Regions from separate parts of the Mus musculus genome. Here region 2 is linked to region 1. Evidence: chromatin loops called from intact Hi-C (ENCODE). Cell type or tissue: heart. All regions are shown on one strand. Region 1 overlaps Ltbp1 (latent transforming growth factor beta binding protein 1). Region 2 overlaps Ltbp1 (latent transforming growth factor beta binding protein 1).

What was found. Hi-C counts contacts between places; a loop is a spot of excess contacts. Peaks named below come from ENCODE experiments on the same cell type or tissue, not always from the same donor. Only the 100,000 strongest peaks of a DNase experiment are listed, where the experiment ranks them.
Region 2: it touches region 1 in a loop (2.6-fold over the local background); 9 of 42 quality-filtered maps call a loop at or near these places.

The regions. Positions count from the first base shown.
Region 1 is chr17:75,371,338-75,373,837 of GRCm38, forward strand. The region is part of intron 31 of Ltbp1 (latent transforming growth factor beta binding protein 1); the gene reads left to right. Among named protein-coding and RNA genes, the nearest start is that of Rasgrp3, 63 kb to the right of the region's middle. In heart, a CTCF peak has its summit at 1,221 (motif pointing right); no DNase peak of the experiment used is centred here.
Region 2 is chr17:75,088,058-75,090,557 of GRCm38, forward strand. The region is part of intron 3 of Ltbp1 (latent transforming growth factor beta binding protein 1); the gene reads left to right. Among named protein-coding and RNA genes, the nearest start is that of Ltbp1, 84 kb to the left of the region's middle. In heart, a CTCF peak has its summit at 858 (motif pointing right); a DNase peak (open chromatin) is centred at 944.

The sequences.
Region 1 (2,500 bases):
GTGTTATGGCCAGTAAGTTATGTGCTTCTCGGGTTGACAAGAAGAGAGATCCATTTCCTGAGATGCAAATCTAAATTGTATATCATTCTCCTGTTTTCACTTTCAACTTCAATCTAAACTTTATATTTAAATTTAAATGTATTTAAAACTATACATTTCTTCCTTCATTTTGTTATTTACCAAACATACTCTCTATAGTAGGCCAAAAAGTTTGTGACGTGTTCACAATTTATGTTTGGAAAGACAGAATTGTGAACTAGGGTGTTTTATTCCTAAATCTGTCTCCTAAATATACGCATGATACTTTCCCTGTGTCAAAATGCTGTAAATCTAATCTAGCACCACCTTTTTATATGGTTTTACCCAAGTAAAAGAATTTAGACTCTGCCTTAGAGATGACTGAGCCCGTGACTTCCACATCCTCGCATGGCCTGGCTCTCCCACGTTCTCAAAGATCCCAGTGTGAGCTGTTGTGTAACAGTCCTGAGGTGAGAAGGAAGACAGACATTTGACTTGCAGGCGACACTTGAAAAAATATTGTAACTGGGCAATAGTTGTAAAAACCCTTTCAGCGTTGATGGCGTAAGGGCTTTTCCAAGAAATGTCTTTCCAGAGAATGTTAATAATAACTCGGGAACATCCCATTTGGGAAGCACAGCAGAGGGCCACCGCGTTTTCTTAGGAGACCCAGGATCCCACTCTGGTTCGACGACTGGTTCTCCCCGCTGCACTAGGCACATGCTTTCAAATCTCCTGTATCTAAAATTAAGAGCTCTCTGTGAACTAATGACAATTTAATCCTGTCTTAGTGTGAGCGCATGCAGCCTTTTGGCCACATGTTCTGTACACTGTGATTCCCGAAAAGTAACTGCGATCCAGGTAGAATGGAGGATGGCTAAGCTAGAAGCTCATGCAAGCCTTCTAAGCTGAGTTGGAAGTATTCCATGAAGGCAGGGTTCACTTCTGTGGGGTTGAATGTTGGTGTCCAGGGAAATTATATGCTGTGTGGAATGGCTGGCCTGCAATTTTTACTGTTCCTCACTGAGAGATTGTTGTATTTATTTAGAAAATGAAACATCACCCCTCCCATAAAGCAAAAAAAAAAAAAGCTTTCTTTTTACAATGGGGTGGTTGTAAAACAACATTCAATAAAGAATTATGTCTATACATCTGTTAGCCTGGTTCTTCCAGCGTAGAATGGCAGTACCAACACCTGCCTCAAGGTGGCGATCAGGTGCTAGCTGTGCTACTGCCTGGGTTGTAGGACAGTAAATACCCCTATGTTAAGTGATTATTATTAAATCCCCTTCTAGAAAATAAGTTGAGTTCATTCCGGTTCTACATGGTTACCTTGTTATACAGTGCCAGCATCTCTTTGAAGGGAGGCAAGCATCCAAACCAGTATTCAAGGTGGGCATTCAAGGGAGTTTAGGAAGAGCTCTTAAGGGTGCCAGAGCATTTAGGAACGGGTATGGCCCCAATAGCTCTGCATGCTGACAAAGAAGCTTCCCTTGTGCCCTGCGGGCTTCTCTACCAGTGCACCGTGTGAGCTACGAGGGAGGCTTCATGCCTGTAGAGGGCCAGCTAATGACAGCTTTTGAAGCGAACACTCGATGTATTAGATCTACAAAATGTAAAACCTAGACTCTAAGCGGTTAACTTGAATATATACAGCATTTCACCCTAAAACAACCTCCTAGAAAATGCATTTATTCTTTCTTCTTGTTTCTGTCTCAAGGAAGACATTATATGTCCTGCTGTACATAAGTCCTAACATTGTCATAAATTGTTAAGCCTTCCCTTATAAATTGTCCGCTTGATGTCTCGAAAGTTCTGTAGCTGATAAGATAGCCCACAGCTCTTAAAATTTTTAATATTTAAACAGCCTTATTAATATCAGAGAGGTCAAGCTTAAATACAGCGGCTGAGGATGAGGCTCAGTTGGTAGAGAACATGTCTGCCAAACGAAAGGCCCTGGGTTGGATTCCTAGCACCACATAAACCCAGCATGGAGTTGCACTGCTGTGACCTGAACACTAGGGGTGTAAAGGCAGGAGGCTGAGGGCGTTCAAAATAATCCTCGTCCTCCATAGCGAGTGCAAGGCAGCCTGGTCTAGATGCCCTATCTCAAGAACATATAAGTAATTTGAATTTCTTTGTATATTTAAATACTGTTCACTCACTTATTCAAATTAATTTAACTCTCTTTCAACCTAAGGTCCTAATTCTTAGAGCAAATACCTTTCAAACTGAAATCCCAAGGTTTTCCCCAGTCCACAGCTCTTTTAAACACAGTCCACATCCATAGTACCCAGGGGCAGGAAGGAGAACTTCACTCTGAAGAAAGCGTTCATACACTGGCCCTCTTACATCTGCAGTCTGTAGAATCATCATTTTAGGCCACCCGAGGTCACTGGGTAGAGAAAATCCAAGATTGACTCAGGCAGTTATTGGAGAATCAAGAGCCAAGACACGAGGCAATCGTGCTCTCTCCAGCCCC
Region 2 (2,500 bases), 280 kb before region 1:
ATGTCTTAGAATCAGTGAAATTAGAGATGAGTCCTGGATCTACCAAGAGCCTTTGAAAACACTGGTGAGAGTTAGTGCAGCTAAGATTGTTGGAAGTTTCACTGTGGAAAGCTAATACTTAGCACAATGGTGGAATTATTGAGAGGTTTTTTTCTTCTTCCCCTTTTGGGTCAGCTGAACTGCTACTGAGAGTTTCATTATGTGAATGCATTTAAAATAAACTATTTATGAACCTGCTTAATGCCGTTGTGCTTTAATGTTGGGATGTTAACGTCTGCATGAATCCCAGAATGGATTTAGTATTCTATATCATGTTGGAATGATGACAGGCCATGGGGGCGTAGGACAATGCTGGCACATTTTCAAAGACATTCCTCCCTGATCTGGGTACTGTAATAAACACAACTGCAGCTCGCTCAATTCATTATACACACAGTGTGGGTAACAGTTTGGAAGCTTTTTTTTTTCATTTTATTTTCTTTCCTTCCTCCTCCTCCTCCTCCTCCTCCTCCTCCTCCTCCTCCTCCTCCTCCTCTTCCTCCTCTTCCTCCTTTCCCTTCTCCCCCTCCTCCCCCTACCTCCTCCTTCCCCTCCCCCTTCTTCTCTTCTCCCTCCTCCTCCTTTCTTTTTTGAGCCACTCTGGTTTTAGAGGATTATGTATAGAACTGGAAATAGTATCTATCTGGTAAAAAGAGAAGTTAGATTTGACCCTTTCTTTAAAAAGAAAAAAGAAAAAAAGTAGCGAGAACTGCTGGATATACACACAGTGTGTGAACACCCACAACAGTCAGCGTACAAAGGGGCTGCCTTAGAAAGCGTGGATGGGTGCGATTTGCTTAAGTAAGATTTCGCTGTCGGGCAGCAGGTGGCAAGCTTGGCTTTTCGGTGTTCCCCTGTCTTATTATTTTTTTTATACTGTAGGATGCCAAAATTCGAAGAGGGTGGTTTGAGTCCACTAGAATCTGTCATTTCTTGGCAGCGCAGCCTTGAACCACCTCCTTTCCTCACTGCGGGTAATTGCCTTTCTTTGGATACCACTGCCGACCTTCAATTCCCCTGTTGCAGATGCTAGGAATTAATTCATATGAGCAATGCTTTATTCTCTTGTGATTTTAGCAACATGTTCCTAATGGAGAAAAGAAATTAGAAACAAATGAGTTTAATGCAGGCCCCATGCGATTTATATGGATTTGGTTGTGTCATTTCATTTAATAATGAATTTTGCGTGTATGTGTTGATATGGATATATATGTGTATATATATATTATTTGCACATGTCTAACTAGCTAAGTGCCTCGCTGTGGAGGTGAGAAAGAAGTGTATCTGGTATATCTGAAGTGGGTTCTAGGAAAGTATTTGAAAACAGAGCGGTAAAATACACACCCAGACCAGAATGCCAAAAGGGCTTCCTTGAGCTCTGCCATGTGCATATTCAGAATATGAATGAATGGAGCTGAGCTGGGGGCTCTGCACGCACTACTCAGTCACTGATCCACACCCCACACCCTAGGGTTTGAATTTTAAGTCTAGAAAAGAATTTACTTTTGGAGAGGAGAACCAAGAAGAGGCAGACACCAAATCCCTCTCTAGTCCACTCATTTGCACTTTTCTATATTAAGTGTCACACTTTAGATTATTTAATGTGTTATAAAGAATGGAAAATGATTTAGAAACCCAAGCCCTGATCACTGTAAGCATTTAGGAGTCCCTGAGGGGTCAGCATCAGCTCTGTGCTAGCTTCTCCTAGACCTTTTGTTAGACCAGAGTTCACACAGGGTATATTTTGCATTCATTTGTTTTGTATATGTGCTTGGCTTTTTTTTAATATCATGGCTCTGTATTTTAGTTTTTTCTTGTTCAAACATATGCTACCTATAAGCAGGTACATAGTGTATAAGGATAGCACAAACACTGTGCTCTTATATCTCCTTCCTATGTGAGACCTAGAAATGTTGGTCATATCTTTCTAGGCAATACTATGTAACTCTTCCTGAGCCCCTTATCCTGTTCTTTCCCAGGAAGGATTTCCTGCCAATCATACCTACTTCACAGATATTTACATATTTTAGAACATGGTTCTACAGTATTTTGTTACCCAGCATTTGGGTTTTAACTAAGTAAAATCAGTTCCCATCTGGTAAATCACATGTGTAGGAGAGGGCTAACATTATTTCTTGTGATGAATAGCTGGGCCCTTGCAGTGTCTGACCATTTGCTGTATAGTTATAGTGAACATTTTAACACAAATCTTGCATTGCAAATTGTTTTTACAAAAAGTTTTTTTTTTATATATAAACTGAAATAGGGGTCAAATGTTGTAGAAATTTTTAATCCTGACCTGGGGTTTCTACCCAGGCTTTGACCAATTAGTTTCTGGATAAAACACACACACAACCTTTATATTTACAACAAGCCTTAAACAACACAAGAGCTAGGTAGATACCTCCCCTCTATGCAATTAGAATCTACTTTCTATCGATAACCCCAAGTTAGTACCTAT